Linked DNA regions of Homo sapiens: regions 2 and 3 are each linked to region 1. Evidence: chromatin loops called from intact Hi-C (ENCODE). Cell type or tissue: OCI-LY7. All regions are shown on one strand.

The links. Hi-C counts contacts between places; a loop is a spot of excess contacts. Peaks named below come from ENCODE experiments on the same cell type or tissue, not always from the same donor. Only the 100,000 strongest peaks of a DNase experiment are listed, where the experiment ranks them.
Region 2: a loop joins it to region 1, with 11 times the contacts of the local background. A loop is called at or near these places in 102 of 110 quality-filtered maps.
Region 3: it touches region 1 in a loop (6-fold over the local background); 16 of 110 quality-filtered maps call a loop at or near these places.

What each region holds. Positions count from the first base shown.
Region 1 is chr2:134,408,944-134,416,943 of GRCh38, reverse strand. It overlaps MGAT5 (alpha-1,6-mannosylglycoprotein 6-beta-N-acetylglucosaminyltransferase), which reads right to left. Exons shown (of 16, transcript NM_002410.5): 12 at 3,929-4,075. Among named protein-coding and RNA genes, the nearest start is that of MGAT5, 160 kb to the right of the region's middle. In OCI-LY7, CTCF peaks have their summits at 4,537 and 4,738; DNase peaks (open chromatin) are centred at 4,823, 5,123 and 5,783; H3K4me3 peaks cover 2,836 bases; H3K27ac peaks cover 4,795 bases.
Region 2 is chr2:134,114,435-134,122,434 of GRCh38, reverse strand. It overlaps a transcript of MGAT5 not described here. Among named protein-coding and RNA genes, the nearest start is that of MIR3679, 8.7 kb to the left of the region's middle. RefSeq lists silencers at 1,070-1,219, 1,470-1,679, 1,910-1,979, 2,030-2,189, 2,210-2,309. In OCI-LY7, CTCF peaks have their summits at 3,777 and 3,984 (motif pointing left); DNase peaks (open chromatin) are centred at 1,434, 2,584, 2,874, 3,984 and 1 weaker place; H3K4me3 peaks cover 3,693 bases; H3K27ac peaks cover 2,308 bases.
Region 3 is chr2:134,257,854-134,265,853 of GRCh38, reverse strand. All of the region lies in intron 1 of MGAT5 (alpha-1,6-mannosylglycoprotein 6-beta-N-acetylglucosaminyltransferase), which reads right to left. Among named protein-coding and RNA genes, the nearest start is that of MGAT5, 7.8 kb to the right of the region's middle. RefSeq lists enhancers at 4,094-4,143, 6,618-6,747. In OCI-LY7, a CTCF peak has its summit at 6,601 (motif pointing right); DNase peaks (open chromatin) are centred at 3,013, 3,803, 5,363 and 7,043; H3K4me3 peaks cover 4,087 bases; H3K27ac peaks cover 6,067 bases.

The DNA of each region.
Region 1 (8,000 bases):
TGAAATATATATATTTTTTTCATAAAAAGGAGTGACATAGGCCAGGCATGGTGACTCATGCTGTAATCCCAGCACTTTGGGAGGCTGAGGTGGGGGGGATCACTTGATCCCAGGAGTTGGAGACCAGCCTAAGCAACATAGTAAGACCTTTGTTTCTGCAAAAAAAAAAAAAAAAAAATTAATTAGCTGGGTGTGGTGGGGTGTGTCTGTAATCCTAAGCTACTTGGAAGGGTCGCTTTAGTCCAGGAGTTCAAGATCAGCCTAGTTAATACAGTGAGATCCCATCTCTACCAAATATAAAAAGAGTAGCGAGGTGTCGTGGCACACAACTGTAGTCCCAGCTACTCAGGAGGCTGAGGAAGAAATATCACTAGAGCCCAGGAGTTTGAGACTGCAGTGAGCCATGATCACACCATTGCACTCCTCCAGCCTGGGTGGCAGAGCAAGACCCGGTCTCCAAAAAAAAAAAGTAAGGAATGAGATTCTGAAACAGGCTACAACATGAACAAACCTTGAAAACATGCTAAGTTGGTGAGCCAGACACAAAAGGACAGACATTATATGGTTCCACTTATATGAGGTACCTAGAATAGGCAAATTCACAGAGACACAAAGTAGAAGAGAGGTTTACCAGGGGTTGAGAAGTGGGGAGAATGGGGAGTTAGTGTTTAACGTGTGCAGAATTTCTGTTTAGAATGATGAACAAGTTCTGGAAATGGATAGCAGTGATGGTTGCACAATATTGCAAATATACTTAATGCCAGTGAATTGTACACTTAAAAATGGTTAAAAACTTTAACGATAAATGGTAAGTTTTATGTTGTATATACTTTATCTCAAATGTTAAACAAACATGGAAAATTAATATCTACAATTTGGGCATAAAACATGGAAAAATAATATCTACAATTTGGGCAGAAGTAGAACTTTAGAGATTTCCTAGAGCTAATTTCAAATGTACAGGTGATTTTGGCATAAAAACAGACATACAGACCAATGGAACAGAACAGAGAAACCAGAAAAGAACTGATTCCCAACGACGCTGACAAGAATACACAATGGAGAAGCACAGTGTCATCAATAAATAATATTTGGAAAACTTGATTTCCACAAGCATAAGAATGAAATCAAATCTTTATCTCACACTATCTATAAAAATGAATTCAAAATTGATTAGACTTCAATATAAGACCTGAAACAGCACAACTACGAGGAAAAAAAAAGTGCAAAAGCTTCTTGACACTAGTCTGGGCAATGATGTTTGGGTATGATACTAAAAGCACAGGCAACAAAAGCAAAAACAGGCAACTGAGATTGCATCAAACTAAAGAGCTTCTGCACAGCAAAGGAAACAATCAATAGAGTGAAAAGGCAACCTATGGAATGGGAGAAAATATTTGCAAACCACATATTTAATAAGCGGTTAATTCCCAAAGTATATAAGGAACTCCTACAACTCAACTGCGGAAAAAACCCAACCAATCAAATTAAAATATACGCAAATAACCTGAAGACATTTCTCGAAAGAAGACATACACAAGGCAAACAAACATATGAAAAGGTGCTCAACATCTTTCATCATCAGGGAGATGCACATTGAAACCACAAGGAGATATCACCTCATGCTTGTTAAAATGGCTTTTATCAAAAAGACAAAAGATAACAAGTGTCTGGCAAGAATGTGGTAAAAAGGGAAGCTTGGTACCCTGCTGGTGAAAATGTAATGTGTTACAGCCATAAATGAAAAAGAAAATGGAGGTTTCTCAAAAAATAAGAAATAGAACTCCACATAATCCAGCAATCCCACTGCTGGGTATATATCCAAAGCAGTTAAAATCAGTATGTTAAAGCAGTATCTGCACTCGCATGTACACTGCAGCATTATTCATAATAGCCAAGATATGGAAACAAACTAAGTGGCCTTCAGTGGATGAATAGATAAACAAATTATGTGTATATGAAATATTTAGCCTGCAAAAGAAGGAAATCCCATCACTGGCGGCAACATGGATGAATGTGGAAAATATTATGCTAAGTAAAATAAGCCAGGCACAGAAGGAAAATTCTGCATGATCCCACATGCAGACCAGCCTAGCTGAACTCACAGTTCAACTCACAGTAAAATGGTTGAACTCGCAGAGCAGAGAATACATTCGTGATTCCCAGAGACTGGTGCGTGGGGATATGGGGAGATGTTGGTCAAAGTCTCAGTTATACAAGTTGATTAAGTTCTGGAGAACTAGTGTGCAGCATTATGACCATAGTTAACAATACTGTATTGCATACTTGAAATTTGCCAAAAAAGGAGATCTTAAGTGTTTTTACCATGAAAAAAATATCTATTTAATATGTAAGGTGATGGATTAGCTTGATTGTAATGACTATCTCACAATGTGTATATTTATCAAAACATCAAGGTGTACACCTTAAGCATATTTTTTGTCAAAAATAAACAAAAAACCCGAGGGATGATTTACTAGTTTCTTTCCCCCCGCCAAACTCCAAAGTTTCAAAGAAGTCAGTCACATGCTAAAGCAGAGATTCCTAAACTGAGATATTTTCACTGCTGGGCAGCATCTTTTTAAACTTTTCAAAAGAATAGGTTCACGGCAGACTGAATGTCCCCAGTCTCTGTGTCCTAGCACTTCCTACAGCACCTAGCACACAGATGTACATTAAGTATTGCCGACTTATAAATGAACAAACTGACCTCTTAATACAAAACCACTCCCCAAATGAAGAATTCAAATTTATTATTCTAGCAGAAGGAAAAAAAAAAAAAACCACACACACACACACAAGTGTGTGCACAACCCTTGTCAAAGGTTATCTGGGCCACGGATTAACCTTTTATAGATAAACATAGATCTTATTGAACTTCTATCTCCTTTGGCTATTTCACCAATGACAGGAAGGGTCAGAGAAAAATAACTCTCAAAGTAATCAGTTCTATAAATTGTCAAGGTTTCTGACTGATCAATAAAAAATAACCATTGAAAATGCATCTTATATACTATTTGGGAGAGAAAATGACTCAGAAGGGGTTTAAAAGTAGAACTGAAAAATATATGTTTTATAAACTGTCCTTCTACATTGATATGCCATGGGACGGATGCTAATCAATGTAATCCCCCAGCCAAAGGCCCTGAATGACAAGGATGCTGCTATGACTTCCCTTCATAAGCTGCCTGCAGAGTCACTTACTACTAACTACATAGAAATAATCAGAAAATCAATCTTATGGTTTCTTGCACACACCTATTTCTGACCAGATGAAGAAACACCCAGCTTGATCACTCACACGTAGCTGTAAAAGACTTTTGTTTATTGCCCTAAATCAAATCCAACTACCCTCAATGGTGATTCATCACACACTGCAGATTTTCAACAGGATCTCTGAAGGCAATTCAAATGAGGCTTCTGCAAATGGTTCTAGCAATGGTAGGATTACTTCTTGGGATGGTGGGTGAAAAAAATCAGTCACATTACTTCAGTTATCCATGATACATATGGTATCCTGAGGCTGATGGCTCTTTGAAAACTCCCACAGCCCACTTTTTATTCTCCAAAGCCCATCATGGGGAGCAGATTCTTCACAAGTATCTGCTAACCAGTTGATCTCACTCCCTAAACTTCAAACATTCAGGAAACCAGAGTTCAGCTATAATCAGAGGCTAGATTGTCTGAGTTTACAGTAAGCTAGAGTGGGGGTAGAGTGTCAAGATCCCTTACTTGGTGAAGGCAGAAGTAGATTCAAATCCTGCCCCTAACTTGCAAGGTGATGTGATCAGGTCATTTGCCTCTCTGAGCCTCTATACCCTCACCCTCCCACCCAATCATGTTAGATGAAGTTAATACCTACATGAGCACTCAATAAATAGCTATTATTCATATTATTCAAAATGGAATAATTTTGATAGATGCTTACCTCTCTCAGAGTTGGCTTGCCAATGAAAAAGTCTGTGTTTTTGCTGCTTTTGGGTGGGTTGAACTTGGGATTCAGAAAAGCACATCCATTTGCGATAGCTTCCAGGGGAGCTGGGCCCTCGTAAGGGAACCCAAGTCCAACAAACAACTGTAAGACAGAAAACCACACAGCGTATGAACACATCAGGCAGGACCATCAGGCAGGACGGGCATTCCTAGCTTGCAGGCGGCGATTCTGTGGCCCATTCCCGTGTGGACACCTCACTTTGGAAGGCTCCCAGGCCCTGGGGGGTGGGGCAGAGAGAATTCAGCTTACACCAGGATCTGAAAAACTACGAACTTTTAAAGTCCCCACAAAGCTGCTCAACTCACTATGCTCTCCTCCACCAAGGAACTAAAAAATTAAGTGTCTAGGGGTATCCACGGGGTAGGGAGGATGGAGTATTAAAAGAAAAACAACCACCACCACCACCAAGACCCAACAATAATCCTTCTGTAACTCACCAGGAGACATGACTGGAAAAACACTTGCTTAACTACACAGAAGGTTTCTTCATTGAACCAAAGAAACAACAGGCCCTTTCAGGAATGCTGGGCGGAGGGACAGAAAGGTCACTTGGAGGTTTGATTGCAGTTCAAACGGAACTGCTTTAAAATGATGGTAGGTCAGTAAACACAGGTTTTCATAATGGGGTTTACACTGGGGACACCAACATCTTGGTGTTGATTTTCCCCTCAGAGGGGAGAGAGGGTGCTGTGTTGCTGAATCTGCAAGGCAGCTGCTTCCCTCTCCAGCAGGCAAACCATGTGCTTCCCCCAAGACAGACCATAGATGGCAGCAACAACTTGCTCTCAGTCCTCAGAGCAACCACAGCAGCTGGAAGCCACGATGACAAAGGGGACAAGCTGCAGTTCAGTGGTGCTGATTTCCTGGGTCCAAAAATGAAATAACTGCTCACAGAAATGCCTCGGCACGTACCATCACAGTGGGTGTACTTCACACTGCTGGAGCACTGCAGGTTGTTGATGGGCAGGGTCCAGGTCTGGGCTTGACGAAGCTGTGTCCTCTCTACCCACATAAAAGCCTGTTCTGTTTCAGCCCCCAGGGGCACATTAAGTGAGAAAAGATAACTGGGCCCCAGGGCGTCCTTACCTTCTGCCATCACAGAGCATCACCCAACCACAAGGCCAGGTGTTGAGAATGAAGGAGATGGCTCAACTAGATTTAGCTGCAAGCTTGGTTCTGTTTTTCCCTCGGTCTTTTCACAGCAATCCCCTCCTTCTCACCAGCTTTCCTCTCTTAGCAGCTGCTCTAATTGAATGATCGTTTAGAAAGGTTCAGCTGGAGGGTGCCAGGCCCAAGCTGCCGGGCTGCATGTGTCAGGCCAACCCTGAGCACAGCCCATGGGTGACATACTGGAGAACCAGGTAGCTCCTGAAGGAATTCTGGGGCACAGCACTAACATCTCAGGTTTTCTGGACCTATTTACTTTTGTTTTGAACAGAATAGGGTACTCAATCTTTTTGGTTTTTTGAAAGAATAAATTTTCGTTTCCTGAAAACTGCGTGATCACAATGCCAGAGATGTCCACAGGGCAGGGAGCTGGGAAGAAAAGAAGCTTTAGAGGCCAGCAGAGCCCCTAATGCTGGCTGGGTCATTTCCCCCTTGGGCAGCAGAACCACCAGAGATCACGGGTGGGGGTGATGGTGGTGAGGAAAACATGGTAGCCAGGAGCCTGGAAGCTGTAGGATAAAGGGAAAGCTCTACTACCATTAGGAAGCTCCTGCTCTGCATCTTACTCTTATTATACAGCTAACAGAAACGAGATTGTCAGAGAGAACTTCTAACTATAGGGTGTGGCCTGGACATGTGGCTCAGGGGTGGGGGAGATCTGACTGCTGCAGATGAAATGGAAGGAAACAGTGGGAATGTACTAGTCCCACGACATCCCAGCTTTATGGAATATGAAGAATCCAGGGTTGTTATCTACCAGACTTGTGATCTCTGATTTGCCCTCTCCTATCAGACTTTGGAGAGGATGTGCCGGCTCTCCAGTGGAAAACAAATGACCTCTGTCAGGCCGTGGTTGGGCATAAGATAGCACAGGGAGTCCAGATCTTTCTGACTGAGGAGAAAAGTGCCAGAAGACGCAGATCAGGATTTCTGCAGGTTTAGTCAGAGAACCCACAGTGCCTCCTGACCTCTGAAAATCAGGGCCTGCCATGAAGTGTGGATACCTTCATCAACTCTAAATTTCAAAGAACAGCTTTGGAGGAAATGCAAGCAGCACAATGTTTGTCTATTTAAATAGAAAATCTTGGGAAAAATTTAATTAGCTTCTTTAGATCAATCTGAATCCATTAATTAAAAGGATTTGAGGCTGTTGCTTAATGGACTTGAATGTGACCTAGGTTTAATTATATCTGAACAACAATATGAACCATCTCTTCTGCCCTGTGGGCACCAGAATATCTCAGTACACATAAAATAAAAACTTTATTAACTCTCCCAAAGCCTCATATGTTTAGAATGAAGCCTAAGCAAATACAACATAATTTCCTGGCAATGAGTTTTTCTGTCACACAATTAGGATTGTAGGAAATACATTACTTGGAAACACCAAAATAACAGTTTTTTGTCACTTCAGTCAATAAGCAATTTTTTTCTTGCTTCCTGTGTGCTTATTACCTGTGATATTACAATGGAGCAGATGTATTAAGGTCAAATAGCACATCTGAGGTTTGAATGAAAACACAACAGGCGGAGAGAGTTCATCACCACCAAACAGCACTCTGTAAACTTCCTTGCACTTATGGTCTTGCCACACATTGGCACCTTAACCACACTGAATTGCTTTTCCCCTAATCTCCTGCTATTCTGCCTACTTAACCGATTTCCTTAGCAAGGAGGCAAGAGACACTGCAAGAATGTACATAAGTGCCAAGGCTTAACTCTGCTGGAGAAAACTGGCCATATTTTACTTATACTTCACCTTGCCTTCAGAAGCCCAGAATCTAATGAGGATATTCCAGATGACAAAATATCTCCATGGCTGCAACTCCAGCTCCATCAATGAGTATTTCTACACAGAGGGATTGTGGGATCTAGGATTAAATTTCTGAACTAATGCTAAGCAGAGAGAACAGATGAGGCACCATACGTTTTCTTCACAGTATAGGATTGGGACGTTCCTACACATTCACAAAGGGTCCAGTAAAACCACCCAGATTTTTCCCACTCTGTGAAAGAAGAAACAATTGTTTTAAACTGCTAAGTGGAGTACTTAAAGAATCTTTAAACATGGATAAAGGGGGTTCTTATCCATGGGCTTGGTCAGTTTCACTCTTGATGGGGAACATTGAGGATAATCATAAATAGGAAACACACACACAACACATACTTTTCTGGCCAGTTTTAATTAGCGAAGTTGGCATGGTGACTCTAGAGGGAAACTGAGCAATGAATCACCCCCGGTTCATCAAATGAATTGATGAATCCATTATTGGCACAAAGTGCCCAGAACAATGTGGTAATTAACAGCGCAGGTTCTGGAGACAGATTAGGCTTCAAGGTCTAGCTCCATCATTTCCCAGGTCAGTCACTGTGACACACTGCTAGGTGCTTCTGTCTATGGATTAGTTAAGGCCCATTTATAATCTATTCTATTTATAGGACCTTAGTCCGGGTAACAAGCTTGCTAAACCTCAGAGTTTTCATGTGTAAAATGGGTAAAACAATAGTGCTTTATTTCATGGGGTTGCTGTGAGGATTACATGAGATAGTACATGGAAAGGATTCATTCCAAGTCTTGGCACTTAGTAAGTGCTGGATAATCAGTCACTCAAGTTCAAATCCATATGCAACTTCACACAGCTGCATATCATGGCCTTATATCATTTAGACGGAGTTTACGTGTGCAGGAGTTATGTTTGTGGGTTTTTACAAGATGTTCAGCACCTGCATGTATATTTATGAGTTCTCATTGTTTCATAAAGTATCTGCACTAAAAAACGGGGAGGGATATTCATCAGAAGAGAGAGATAAGAGATGATATGGTTTACAGTGACTGCCA
Region 2 (8,000 bases), 290 kb after region 1:
AAAGCTCTCTAGAAAGGAGAGCTTTGCGCTAGGCCGGGCACGGTGGGTCACGCCTGTAATCCCAGCACTTTGGGAGGCCGAGGCAGCTGGATCACCGGAGGTCAGGAGTTCGCGACCAGCCTGGCCAATATGGTGAAACCTCGTCTCTACTAAAAATTAAAAATTAGCCGGGTGTGGTGACGGGCGCCTGTAATCCCAGCTACTTGAGAGGTTGAGGCAGGAGAATCTCTTGAACCCGGAAAGCTGAGGCTGCAGTGAGCCGAGATCGCACCATTGCACTCCAGCCTGGGCAACAAGAGCAAAACTCCATCTTTAAAAAAAAAAAGACAGGAGAGCTTTGCTCTAATCTTTACTGCCAGATAAATCTGAGGATGCCCATCTCAGCCCTGAACAATAGCAACAAAAATAATTTATAGGAAAGCAGTGAGGACGGGGGGAGGAGGGTGAAAATTCATTCACCACAAATCTCAGATGCTTTGCCCTTCATGAAAAACTGTTCAGTGATTTTCTCGGTACAGACAAGGGAGTTCTGATGCAGCCGTAAGGCTTAGGATGTGCATGACACAGAGATTAACGCTGGGGAGTCTCTTGGAGTAAAAACCAAGTTGATCAGGTCCTGACAATAAACTGGGGGTGGGGGTCAGTTCAACGACCCAGCTTCCCACTCGCATCTCCTTAGAATGAGATACCTCTAACACTTTGGTCTGGGTATGTTTACAAGTGCGATGTTGCCATCCACCCGAACCCCACACACAACTGAGTTTGCCCCTTCCCAACGTCACAGACCCAGAAGTACTCATCTTCCCTAACTGGGCCGCCAGAGCCAGGTGCAGATAGCGGCGGCCGCCCGGGGCCAGGCCTGGCAGTCGGTCCCAGGAGGGCCGGGCCCTATACCAAATCCATCCACATCGCCCGGTTCCCGCAGCCCTGAGGAGCCAAGCACCCCCTCTGCGCTCCAAACGCCTCTGGACAATGCAAGCGCCACCCCCTTCCCTCTTCGGCTCTTCCGCGCGGCGGCTACAAAACCGCGGCTTTGTGTGTGACAGCAAGTGTATGCGCGAGCGTCCCTGGGCTCACACACCCCCTTGCACCCTGCCTGCTCGCCGCGCCAGGTCCGGGCACCAAGCGGGCGCACCGCGCGCGGGTCCACCAGGCTGAGAGCCGCGCTCCAGGCCTCTGGCCACCCCGCCACGGGGAGCAGGGGCTAACACCCACGCCCCCAATCCCGGCTGTGAGGGCAGCCGGGGAGAGCAGTGCGCGTAGCTCAACTGAGGCGAGGCAGGGGCCAGGGGCGCGAAAGAGCCACAGGCGAGAGCGGCGCCCACGTCTCCCTAGCCCCGCCGCCCCCAACTTTGCGAGCTGAGGGCCGGGAGTGGGCCGGGGCGGCTCACGACTCGGCAGGAAGTTCCCAGGGCCGCACTGAGCATGCTCTCGGGGAGTGTGTGCGCGGGTGTGGGCTCTGCGCTCCCTGCAGCCTCCCAGACCCGGCAGCAGGGCTGAGCGCGCCGGCGGGATCACGGACCCGCGGGCCGTCCCCTAACAGCCGGGGCGCCCCCGGGCCTCCTGGATCCTCTGGCCCGGAGCGCCAGCCCGCCGCATCCCTCCTCCCTAGGGGCTCGGGGCCAGCCTCCCTCCTTCTTCCTTCCTCCCCACTGGCCCCTGGCCGAGCCCGCCCAGTGCGCCTGGGTCCCGAGGACCCCGGCCCGGCCCGGCCCACGCCTGCGGCGTGACCCCCACCGGGCTCCTCCGCGGTCCGAGCGCCCATCTGCCATCCCCCGCCGCTCGCCTCCAGCCCGCGCAACCAGAGCTTCCTTTGGACTGTCCCTAGGAATGCCAACAAGCCCCCTCGTCACGGGGCGGGGGGGGTTCAGCCTCCCCTGGGAGGGGCTGCCCGGGGCAGGTGGGCTTCTCAAGGCGCGTCTCCCGGCTCCACTCCGGCGTCCTGCAGAGCGGCCGGGGCCGGGGCACCCACGCAGGCGGCAGAGGAGCGACGGAAGGAAGCCCCCGACCGCGCCGACCCCGGTGCGGGCTCTCCTCGCCCGCGCCTGGTTCCCCGTGCCCCCCGCGGTCCCCTCTGCGCGCATCACCCCGCGGGGATGACGAGCTCCCTCCGACGCGATCACCCGGATCCGGCAGCTCTTACCTCCTTGTTGGGCAGCAGCAGCAGCCGGGAGCACCCGCCGGCCGCCGTGCCCACGCGGCCCGAGGCGCGAGGTCGCGACGCCCCGAGCCTGCGGCGCGGCTACCTGGGCTGGATCGCGCCCGGGGCCGCCGCCGCGGGAGCCGCAGGGCCGCCGCCGAGCGGGCCGCGGCAGGGACGGTCTGCAAACTACCAGCCCTGGCGGGGCCGCGCGCGGCGCGTCCACACTCAGCCCCGAGACGCAGCAGAGGCGCTCCTGTGGGAGCTCAGTCGACCAGGGCGGGAGTCCGTCCTCAATTTCTGGCAACCTTCCCCTAGCCAACCTCACCAACTTCTCCCCGCTTCTGGGCTCGCGGCTCTAGAAGGCAGAAATTCCGGCCGGGGACGTTTGGCAAACTCCCCGCCCCCGGCCGCGCGCTCAGCCAATTCGGAACGCCCCAGCTTCTCAGGGGCCGTCGGCAAACTCTCAACCCTGTCTAGGAGGACTTCTCCCAGCCACTCTGTTCCGCAGCCCAAGGGGAGAGAAAGGAGCGAGCGGGACCTTCTGATCGCGGCCATAAATAATATCCTAACAAGGTCAGGGGCAGTGTGCAAATATTGATATGACGATGCATCCTCCGGAGTGGTGCAGTCCAAGCCCCAAAGGACAAGGGGCCTTCCAGCAGCGAAGCCCACTGATGGGGAGACTGTGGTCTCAACCATCTTAGAGGTGCAGGCAACTTTAACAAAACGCCCTGAGGCTCAGTTTCCTCTTTCGTAGAACGCATTACACAAAGCAGTAGGTATACTGCCATTTGGTTTTTGTGACCTTGGGCAAGCCACTTAACCATTTGAATTCATCTTTATGAGCATAACAAATGCTGCTTCATGAGGTTATTGTGAAGATGATATGAAATATATGTGAAATACTTAGGGATATGTGGCACTTATAAATGAAATCCATTCTTTCTTCTCTGCCCTGCTCCCACTCCCGGATTTTAGGAACACTCTGGACGAGCTAGCTGAAAACTGCACTGTTGTAAATTCACAAATAAAACACATCCCGTGCCCTGAAGGCACCACAAAGAACATTGACTGACATGAGAGATTAAATCCAACCAAGCCCCAGGAGAGAGAATGCCATACATTTACATCGATAAGCATTATAGTTTCTTGTTAAGTAGTATCTGGAATGGAGGAAGAGTGGGCTATTGAGCTAGTGGTAGAATCCACAAGACCATAACCCCAGCAATTTCCAGACCCCATAACCAGTCACTACATCCAGACCTCATAAGGATTCATGTTCAGTTTCCCCTCATCTGCCCTGCAGGACTTCACCCCTACTTCGTTGTCCTCTCTGGGGTCTTATTTCTTGGACTTAGCTCGCCCCCACCCTACTACGCACCCTCCCCACCAGAGGCATTTACAAACGAGGATCATGGAATTTTTAGACCCTAGGAATGATTCAGTCCCTTTCCTTCATTTTGTAAGTGAGCTCATAGCTGGTTGAGGTCTCCTGACCCCAGGACCTTTTAATAGGGCATATCCATAGCCTCTCCTGCACTGAGCAAGCTCTGGGCTTTGGGCACCTTATGTCAATCCTGTCTTCAAGTTTAGCTGGAGGAAATGGCTCTAGCACTTCCTGACCAGATAAGCCCCAAATTATCAGCCACTTGGCTCCTCAGCTGTTAGAAACTGTCGAGTCAAGATACTCAAAAACCACAGGGAAATCTGCAAGGCCAGGATGACTAAGAAAAGACCTTTTGGTGAAATCCCAGTAATGTTCTGAGGCACGTATTTCCCTCAGTCCCTTGAGAGAAAATAGTATCTTTAGCTCTCCCCAAGCACCAGGAGGGAAATAGAAGAATGGTGACATCTGGTGGCCGGGACTTGCTGTACTGGATACAGATCATGTAGATTCTAATCATAATAGATTGGATTTGAAGTCAAGTTCCCACGGGTGGTTAATAATGATACCACCTGGTTGCCTAGAGATTTCTGAAAGGCATCAATCATTTCAACTTTATGAACCCACTGCTATAGAGGATATTACAGATGGTTTTTGTTTCAGGATATTTTTTATAAAAAGTATATGTGTATATAGAGAAATTAAGTAAATTCGTTTGTATACACAAATATACATTTTCCATATTTGTATTACATAGTCTATTTATTTATATAAATCATATACTTGCCATGCGTTTAAGAAAAAGTAATACTATCTAAGTTGTTTTCCCCACAGTTAAGATTACAATTTTTATTATTAATTGCTAAAGGATACTGTTTATGGACATAAGGATGCTTATTAGGATGCAGCTGTATATTTCATCACATCCTCTCAAGAGACCGTTCATTACAAGCTTAGGAAGAAAATAACATAGCAGGATTTCAATAGTGAAAGCCCTGGCAGCTGATGGCCAAGGTCGTGCATTCCTGGTGAACAGAGATTCATTTTTAGCATTTTCACCACTTGCAAACAATGGGTGTCAGGTTAGAAAAAGAAAGATATTTAGGACTATTTCACAACAATGCAACAGTGTTTGTTGGTATTGCTAAGTCTACTCTAACTGTATTGCTTCATTTCTTTTCATTTGTCTGTCACATATATAGTACTTTAAATAATTGCTCAATTATAAGCATAGTAAACACAGCTTTTTACATATAATCAAGTATAGTCAGCCCTCCATATCTGCGGATTTCGATCTGTGATTGATTGAATCTGAGGATTTAGGATCCTCCAAATCCATGCTTACAGAGGGCCAACTATATATTGTTTCTCAGCATCTCTTACTAAGCTGTATGTGAATTACATTTTAACAATTCATGGAGTAGATTTTACTATACGTATTTCATAGAAAAAGAAGCCAAGACTTAGTAAAGGTAAGTAATATACTTACAGATAGGCACTGTTGATAAGGATCACAGCCAGGATTGAATCCAAAGTTTGCCTGACTCCAAAGCCCAGAACCTTTCTATTACACCATGCTTCTCACCCCAGATAACCAGGAAGAAAGGAAGATCCATGCAGAAAGTACTGTGAATAATACAGTAAATATTAAAGGGGATATTTAAGGTACCCTACATAGACCAGGTTTCTTGACCTATTCAAATTGCATGAAAATTATAGCAACAAAATAACAATTATGTATGTAAACCTTATAAAGCTGAGACCCATGTGGTTCAGTCTTGGAACTGGTGTCTGTGAAATAAACAAATGAAATTGTTTTTCTGCCCTGGACCTGAGCTCTAATGGCTTGAGGAATTATCCACTATGTAATCTTGGTACAAGGTAAAACCTCTGATGGTAAAGGTGCTGACCAAATTTTTAGGGCAGCATTGCTAGTGGTAGTGCCCAGTGGCTGATGCCATAATGTGGATGATGTAAGCTGTGATGCCTGGCAGATAGTGATCCAGGTGACAGCATCTTCACCTTGCCAGATTTTAGGAGTTCTTTCTACGTGCATTCCTCTGGCCTCCGTCTTCTTCTTCTTTCTTCTTTCCTCTTTTTTTGAGACAGATTCTCACTCTTTTGCCCAGGCTGGAGTGCAGTGGCATGATCACAGCTCACTGGCAGCCTCGACCTTCTAGGCTCAAGTGATCCTCCCACCTCAGCCTCCCAAGTAGCTGGGACTACAGGTGCAGGCCATCATACCCAGCTAACTTTTTAATTATTTTACAGAGATGGGGGTCTCTCTATTTTGCCTAGGCTGGTCTTGAACCCCTGGGCTCAAGTGATCTTCCTTAATTAGTCACAGTAACTTTCTGTTGCTTGTGGTTAAGTAGCCTGACTGATACAGACATTTGAATTAACAGGCGTAGACCCTAAGGGAAATAGATGAAATCAGGGATAGGTTATCTAGTCTGATTAAGGTTGAGGGTTGAAAACTTGGCTTCTTTAAAGGTCTTTGATGCAGGCAGCCTGTGGTATACAGTGGCAAAAGTTTGTTATCAACTGTATACATCTACAATGAAGTACCCATTGAAATCAAACTTTTGGGTAACCAAGTGACAACTGAGCAATAAGACTTAGGAATAGGCTGGGTGCGGTGACTCACACCTGTAATCCCAGCACTTTGGGAGGCCGAGGCGGGCGGATCACAAGGTCAGGAAATTGAGAACATCCTGGCTAACATGGTGAAACCCCATCTCTACTAAAAATACAAAACATTAGCCGGGCATGGTGGCAGGCGCCTGTAGTCCCAGCTATTTGGGAGGCTGAGACAGGAGAATGGCATGAACCTGGGAGGCGGAGCTTGCAGTGAGCCGAGATCAGGCCACTGCATTCCAGAACAAGACTCTGTCTCAAAAAAAAAAAAAACAAACAACAACAAAAAAACACTTAGGAAAAAGACTCTCACAATAAGACTGTGAGAGTAAGGTGGTTGTTTTTTATGGAGCTGAATAGCTTTTTTTTTTTTTTTGAGACAGTCTTGCTCTGTCACCCAGGTTGGAGTGCAGTGACGTGCTCTCGGCTCACTGCAACCTCTGCCTCCTGGGTTCAAGCAATTCTCCTGCCTCAGCCTCCTGAGTAGCTGGGACTACAGGTGCATGCCACCATGCCTGGCTAATTTTTTGTATTTTTAATAGAGACAGAGTTTCACCATGTTAGCCAGGATAGTCTCCATCTCCCGACCTCGTGATCCACCCGCCTTGGCCTCCCAAAGTGCTGGGATTACAGGCATGAGCCACTGCACCCAGCCTGAACAGCTTTAAAAAAGAGAATTATGAGCTGAAACTCTTACATTCTCAGCTCAAGGTACCTATAAACCAGGGCTTTTCTATGACTTCTGAAACAGACAAGCAGAAAACCTTTTGATTTTTAGCAGGTGGAGGCCAAAATAAGTGAAAAAAAAACTCAACTATTAATCGTTTGGATTGCTGAATTACAAAGTCACTTGCATTCATAGCCTAACCACTCTCTTATTTGAAACCAAAAGCATTGATTAGAACTCATTAGGACCCTGAGGATTGCATGGAGTTACATAGGACAATTTAGATGACTTAATTTGATGTACTCCACACCCCTCAGGCCTTATGTTGGCTTCCTTTGCCAAATAAAGGCAGTCATGAGGTTCTTGTTGCTTTGACTGAGATCCTCTAATGACCTGGCTTGAGGGTGTTGCCTTGAAACTTTATGCCCTGTGCCAAATACTCCTCATTTTCTCTCACTAGAAAGCCCAGCACACCTCAAAAGGCCAATTGGAAAGGCAAACTCTGAAGGAAAAGACTTACCCATCACAGGAGGTGTGAGATTCTGCTAATTTATAAAAGCAAAAATCTGGGGAATACATGTGGAGAGAAATTCTGAGAATGCTAGACCAAGGAAGGAAGAACATAGCCTTAGATGAGGCTGAATGTATTGATATGGAGGCATTAGCAAAGTTCTAGACTCAATGTGTTCACTTGGGCAGTTGGGAGTAGTATTAATCATCTGCTTTGTTGGCTGCTGAAATCTAGACTTATGAGGACTGGTGTAAACAATAATGCTAGTTGGCATACACGTAACCCCTACTAAGTGCCAAGCACTTTTCAAAGTGCTGTCATACATCAAATTATCTAATCATAATAATAAACCTATGAGACAGGTAGTATCATCCTCATTTATAAAAGGGAAAACTGAGGCATATATAGGTTAAACAACTTTCCACATGCAGCTTGTAAGTGGTACAGCTGGGATTCAAATCAGATACCTGGTTCCAGAGTCTGAGCTTTTTAGGTCTATGCTAAGTTATATTTATGAAAGTGAGATGCCAGGGATACCTTGCTATGTGGAGGGAGAATTCAAGAATTTAAGAAAATGCTCTAATAGATGTATCAAGTGTTACCTACTTATCTACCTCAATGCTATGTTCTCTAAAATGCCCCAGAAGAAACATATTCA
Region 3 (8,000 bases), 150 kb after region 1:
TTCAATACAACTGTACAAATAATTTCTATAGTTTAATAAAAATAGAAAAATATTACTCCAAATTCTAGTATATTTTAATATTTCATTGCGTCTTATAGTTATTATAGCCATAAAATGCGTCCTCAACAAGATTATCATTTTCAATTACTAATGAGCTTTTAAAATTTTGTTTGTGCTTCAAAGCCTTTGCAATAAAAATTTAATCCCAACATTACTACTGCAATTCTGCATTCCTAAAACTTACTGTACATGATGAAGACGAGATCAAAGTAGTTGAAAAACATTTAAAATGTCTCTCTGGGGAAAGCAGGCTTTGGTTTCTATCATGCCAGCATTCTTTGATAAATGGTAAGGTCGATTAAACTGCATTGGAACAGGTTATTTGACAGCTTCTGTTAAGTTTTCATTTCCAGGAAGCCATGGTATTGATGGGTAAGAAGTGATTGGAAGGGCCTGACAGACACATCCTTGAGCAGACAGCCAAGGAGCTATAACTGCAAGTCACACTTTTCTCCATCTCTGGAATTCAAGGAGATGGGATCTCAGTAAAAAGGAGGGCCCTGCTGGTGGAATAAGGTTTATAGATCTATCAGCTAATGCTGTGAGACTGGGTGGTAAACCTTCATTTCCCAGATCATCAAAATCAATCCGTATTTGAGGAATTATCAAAAATGGCCATGCTTGGGAGCTATGCTGTCCACCACCCCATTTTTCCTGGAACATGCTTCTAAAGCAGTGGTTCTTAGCCCTGCTGTGCATCAGACTCACTTTGTGCAGTCAGTTACCAGGTTGCATCTTCAACACACTAAATCCGGATCTGCAGAGTCCGTCAAGGATTAGGGCACAGCCAAGGTTGAGATCTACTGTGAAGGTACGGCCGCCATGATACTATGGCACAGAACCAACTACGCAATGAGCAAGGTCTTACATCTGAAATGCCAAAAATTATTTACATCTGTGCCTGCTCATGAATCAAATCCCTTTCACCATGGCTGCCCGAGAGGCAGAGCATGAACAACAGAGCCACAGAGCAGCTTCACTTGCTGCTCTGGAGAAACTGGCAAAGACAGGGCGTTAATGAGAAAGGAAGGTGCTATTGAAAAAAGAATTAACCTCAACCTCTTATTTCCATTGACTGTCAGGAATGTCAAGTTTCATCAATTATATATTTTTAAATTAATTTTAGAGTGATCTTTCCACAGAAAGATAATAGAGTTACAGTAATGACCCAAATACAGTCCATTTATTATGTACAAGGACATTCAAAGCAGTGTTATTTATAAAATAGCGTTATTACAGATAAGAACTGGAAATTACCCAAACACAAAATAAAAAGATTAAATTACATTATGTCAGCCATTCATAAGATAGAATAAATCACTAGACTGTAAACTTAGGGAGGGCAGAGACCAAGTCTGCTTGTCATCTCTGTTTACAGCCACTAGCTATTAATATCAGGAGTTCAATAAATATTTGTTAAGTGGATGGATAAAAAACGAAAAGTATACAGTCATCAAAAATACTTAATGGCTGGCCGGGTGCGGTGGCTCATGCCTGTAATCCCAGCACTTTGGGAGGCCGAGGGGGACCGATCACCTGAGGTCGGGAGTTTGAGACCAGCCTGACCAACATGGAGAAACCCCGTCTCTACTAAAAATACAAAATTAACTGGGCATGGTGGCACATGCCTGTAATCCCAGCTACTAAGGAGGCTGAGGCAGGAGAATCGCTTGAACCTGGGAGGCGGAGATTGCGGCGAGCCGAGATCGTGCCATTGCACTTCAGCCTGGGCAACAAGAGTGAAACTCCATCTCAAAAAAAAAAAAAAAAAAAAAACCTAATGGCATAAGGAAATGCAGTATCTTAATTTTTAAAAAAGCATATATTCATGTACATATATACACATATACACACATGTACGTATCACTTTTTTTTTTTAAAGAACTAAAGGGAAATCAATTTTATCTGGTAAGATCTGCATTTAGAGGTAAAGAGTGTATTTATTCTTTATTCTTCTCCATACTTCCTCATATGCTTTAATTTTACATAAAAATTCACATTATTTTCAAAGTCACAAAGGCATTAAGTGTTATTTTAAATATATATACATAGTACAATGAATTGTACTCTTAAGAATCAAAGATAGTGCCACCAGTACCCTAAAGTCATGTAAGGCAATACCCACCAGAAACATCTTAGTGACCCTTACTGCCTTATCTCATTTGAATTTTAAAGCCACATGTTAGATAATTTGCCTGCTCCTGAACTGACAAAAAGGTGGCTTCCACCCTGCAGTTGTCCCAGTCAGCAGATTCTGGACAGAAAAGGGCATAAAACAATTATCACCAAAGTCAAAGAGCAGCTCAGATGCTCAGCAACACTGACTAGCCTTCTCTTCTGGGTTAGAACTACAGATTTAAGCTTTCACCAGAACTTGTGCCCAGAAGCGAATGTTTTTCCTAAGGTGTTGCAGAGGGTGTCATTACTATTGAGGAAGTTTCCATGCATCGAAATCTGGTAAAAGATCCTTTCTAGGCCTGTTGATGATATTAAGTGCTTTATGGAACCTGAATAGAGTTCTTAAGCTATTCTTTGAATTTTCCTAACATGTAGCCAGCTGCAGGGAATAGGAACCAAGAATTTTAGCCTTTTTTATAGAAAAGATAAGGAATCAGAGAAGTGCTGAGAGGTCAAGCCTATTGTTATCCATTGTCCCCCACCTGATGCCAGGGCCCGCACCTTCTTGGAAAGGGTGGCCTCGCACACTACTGCTTCCTGCTTGCTGTACCATGCCAGAAACACCACCACCACCAATGCCCTGGTTAGATCCAAAGGTGAACTTGGCCATACCCAGCTTATCTTACAGCCCACAGAAGAAAACTGTATCTTTTGAACAGGGCAATGACAACCACATCTCCTAGTTTAGTAGGGTGGTGGCAAGCCTGACCTCTTCTGAAACAGAGCATATTTCCTCTCATGTCTGGTCAGGCTCTACCCCTGTAAATGCTAAGAATAGCTACATAAACAGGTTGCTGAAGCCCTGTGTTCAAACAAATGAACAACGTCAGATCTACATGAACAGTTATGCCTGGGTGGTAACAGATGCAGGTACATTCAAGCCAGAGTTAGTGATTACTAATAGGAATGAATGCATTTTAATTAAGCGCTGGTTGGGCACAGTGGCTCACACCTGTAATCCCAGCACTTTGGAAGGCTGAGGTGGGAGGATCGCTTGAGGCCAGGAGTTTGAGACCAGCCTGGGCAATACAGTGAGATTCCATCTTTAGAAAAAAAACTTTTGTTTTAAATTAGCCTAGTGTGGTGGCACATGCCTATAGTCCCAGCTACTCTGGAGGCTGAGATGGGAGGATCACTTGAGGCCAGGAGTTTGAGACCAGCCTGGGCAATACAGTGAGACTCCATCTTCAGAAAAAAACTTTTGTTTTAAATTAGCCTAGTGTGGTGGCACATGCCTATAGTCCCAGCTACTCTGGAGGCTGAGGTGGGCATAAGGCTTGAGTCTGGGAGGGGGAGGTTGCTAGAGCCTGATCACACTACTGTACTTCAGCCTTGGTGACAGAGCAAGACTCTATCTCCAAAACAAAACAAAACAAAATAAAACAAAAACAACACCAAAAAAAAAGAACAAGAATAATCTAAATTAATCTAAGTGCCTTAATAAACTTTGTCATTTGTAATCCTTACAACAAGCCTATGAGGTTAAATGATATTATATTGTCTGTTTTACAAAAGAGGAAGTAAGCTTTAAGATGATCGGTGACTTGTTCAAGGTCACACATCAGTAAGGAACACAATGTGTTCCATCCGCCCAACAGAAACACTAACTACCTTCCAGAATAAACAATGGTTCCCATGTTAGGATCATGCATAAGAGCTACTTGGAGCCTCTTAGATGCAGAGCCCATAGGGAATTTCTTCTCATTTCCTGCTTCACTAAAAACATTACTGTGATTTTCAAATGAGTCCCAGCTGTAACTGTACCACACAGAGCATCACAGAGTTTCACCAGGGGCTGCTGCTATTCATTCATGGCTCTTACTATGTGCCAGGCAAAAGGTACTAAGCTCTGGGGCACAGTGGGGAACAAAACAGACCAAAGTCCCTCCTCTTTCAGAACTTACATTGTAAGTGGGAGAGACACATGATCAGCTCATACAACAAATACTTGATGCTAAGTAGCTTGAGTGTTATAAAGAATGAGAGTAACAGTGGGTTTGGGCCCTCCTGTGAAGGAGGGAAGGCTAACTTCTCTGAAACAGAATGGAATGCGCATGGCTGTGTTCTAACCAACTTTATTTACAAACAAAGAAGGAAGAGAGGAAGGGGTGGGGGAGAGCAAATGCAGACGCTCAAAGACAGGCGAATGCTCAGCCACCACCCAACAGTCTTGTCCTAGAAGAGAGCCACCATGCCTTAGTAGACTTGAGGGGGTGCGGAGCTTTTTAGGGTGTCCACAGCAGCAAGAGGTCTGCTCAAGCACTTCTGACAGCAAAAGAGCACCAGGACACAGCTGGGAAGAAGCAGAGGGTCATAGAGAGCTATGACCATCAGGTAAGACAAGGGACATTCTAAGCCTCATCGTTTGAACATGGCAATGACAATCACATTGAGATTGAGACTCCAACCTCACACATGTGCGTGCAATCCCTCCTCAATCCAGACTTGAAGTAGTGGTGCTGCATGAAAGAAAGGGTCTTAATGACTGAGGGGTAGAAGAATGAGCCCCTTATTCTGAGTTTACTCCTCCTGTCTAAAACATTTCTGAGGTCTTCCTCAGACCTTTTGACTGGCCTGGGCGTGCTTGTGAACTTGGCCTGGCTTTGATGAGGATACTGGGCAGGCTGGACTCTACCACAGGATGGCTGGAAAAGTCCCAAGCCACAGAGAGGCCCATTTTTAGGTTCCAAGCTTTTTAAAGCAGAAAGCCCTTTCTTTAATCACACCAGCCACGTCACCATACAGTAACTAAAAGCCTTCTCAGACACACTGAACAGCCCAGCTATTTTTTTCCCTACCATTTTCACTTCAAGAACAGTGTATTTCCCTCAAGGGCAGGGGATTTCTACTTTGGCAACAGTGGTTTTCCACATTATCCCACAACAGTCCCAGCCCTCAAAAAAAAAAAAAAAAGAAAAAGAAAAAAGAAACCATTCCTATTCCTTGACCATATTTCCCTATTTGTAGGAAGAGAGACACAAAAAAAAAGTGGAAAAACAAAACAAACTAAAAAACCCTTTACATGCTTGCATCTTTAATGAAATCCAACCTGTTTTTGTTCCTTTTTCACAAGAGAGGTGGAAGGAAACACTTGCAAAAGCTCTCATTCGAATCTCAGAACGTTATCTGGATCTGCAACACAGGGCAGCTGCTAACCTTTCAGAGCAATCTTCGGCAGCCCTAAATGGTATTAACATCTTAGACATAGCATCCCAAGCCAATGAGGGCCAATCGGAAGTCCAAAGCAGTTACCTCTCCACTGCCCCCAACCAGCAACCAAAAGCCCTATGCTGGTTCTCCAACCGGCGTGTGTGCCTCCTTAAGGAAAAAACTTCCTTCCTCCCATAGAGAAAGCAGTGAACTATAGGGTGAGGTCAACATCTGGTTTCTGCATAAGAACATCCATATTGATACCAGAAGTCATAGCCTACAGGGCTCTGCATAAGCTGCCGGCTTCTCACTGCCTCAACACCTTCCATGCCACTGCTTGCTTGCTTCGTTCTAGCTACAGTGGCCTCCCTTCTACCCTGGAGTAGGCCTTAGGACCTAGCATACGCCGTGCCTTCTCCTTGGCATGCTCTGCCTCCACCTCTCTCTTTCCACTGTACCTGGCTGCTCCGTGTGTCATTCTGGTTAAAAGATACCTCCAGAGAGGTGACCTTCTAGTGCAAAGTAGCCCCTCAGATATTTTAAACCCTATCACCATTTTTCTTCCTGGAATGTACTGCTATCTGACTTTCTCTTGCTTATTATTTCTCCCTTCCAAAGATAACAAAGCATCTATGAGAGCAGGGCCTTTGTCCATCTGTTTCTCACTGTATGCACAAAATGTGGGGGATATTCCAGCCAATGACAGACATTTCCTGAAGGACCAGGCTTGAAAGACAGAAGCCAAAGGGCCAGTCCAGGACTAAAAAGCTCAGGGAACCAGGAGACAGGCAGAACGTAGGGAAGAACAGGCACACAGAACCTGGAGGTCAAGGAGGAAACAGGCAGCAGGCAAAGTGGGATGGGGGTCGGCAGAGAGAAGCTGGGAGCCCACAGCTGCTTGAGCCTGAGCTGGCAGCTTTTCTAGGACAGTACCCCAGCCCAGAGAAGCCAGGGTTAACAACGTGTGGATGGACCATAAGGGGAAATGTCACCTTGCCTCAGATTTCCATTACTGTTCATTAGAGAACACAAGTGGACCGGGTTTGTCCTGTTAGATAAGAGGTGATCACTAGGGATCAGAATTTGGGTCAGGCTGCTGGAGACAGAGATCAATTCACCTCAGAAACAAGAATAGCATTGACTCGGGTGAGTGGCACCATCCATGACACAATTCCCGAGACGTCACTGGCAGGCATGGCCCCTGCCACACTGGCTGGGAGATGCAGATGGGGCTGACCTGCAGAGGGCTCTGGCTCTACACTTGCCTGGGAGGCAAAAGCCAACACACTCCTCTCTGGACTGACAGAGTTAATACACAGAAAAGCCCTCCACACTCCAAGAACAAACGCACTGAATGTTCCACACGGGCTGCCCGGGAGTTCTGAGTATCACTTTGGAGTTGCCAAATCCCAAAGAAGTTCAGAAGTCTCTTTTCAAATCACCAAAACAAGGATGGGTTGGGGAAGGGAAGATACTCTTCAAGTTCTATTATTGTTTGAGTACTAGTCACAAGTCACACTAACAGCCAACAACAAGCACACAATGTCAGGCACCTGACACACAGCACTTTGCTCATGTCTCACAGTCCTTGGTGAGAGGCACTGACACCCCACTTTAAAGCAGTTTTGTGCTTCTAGGGCCTAAGCCATGCAGACAGGATGTGGCAAAGACAAACCAGTTGGCTCCAAACCCATGCTCCTAACCACTACAACTCTCGACCTGCCACTTAGAAGAAGCATTTTCAGAGGGCAGAGAAATGCTACATTTTATGTGTGCACCTTATGAAGATGTCGTGAGCGAATCCAAACACAGGCGTGAAAGAGACTTGGGACACACACACACACACAAAATCCAGTAGAGAGAGAGACTCACCCAGAGACTATCTAGGTCAGAGACTGATAAACATTTTTGGTAAAGAACCAGACAGTAAATATTTAGGCTTTGCAGTCTGTATGACAACTACTCAACTCTGCCACTATAGTGCAAAAGCAGCCATAGACAGCATATAATTAAATGGGCATGGCTTTCTTTACAAACACAGGTACCAAGGAAGACTTGGCCCGTAGGCCATGGTTTGCTGACTCTGCCTTAGACCATGGGAGTCCTGGGAAATAGTTGAATCAATAAGGAACTTGATCAGATGAGTATTTAGAATAACCATGGTGACTGCTGATTGATGGATTCAGAATGTTTCAGATGTTTTATGAAATAAATACTGGAATTACCGTGTTTATCTGTTATTGCATTTGTTACAAACAAATGGGAGTGGAGGTGTTCCAATAAAACTATTTACACAATCAAAGGTCCTGAATTTGGCGCATAGGTCATAGTTCACCGAGCCCTGCTGCCTTGGAATCTCTAACCAGAAATTCTAATAAATCAGCAATCATCTAAAATCAGCTACTACAATCCCTCAAATACCTACTGTATACCCATTTATCCTAAAAGCCTCTGATTATACCAATATGGGGATGAGATAAAGAAGGAATTTTTTTCTTCTTTTTGCTGGATTCATTTAAACCAGACACAAATCCTAGCCATACAGGATCAACTCTTCACTCTCAAAGCAGATGTGTAGGCAATGCACTGCACATAGGCTGCATTTATGGCAA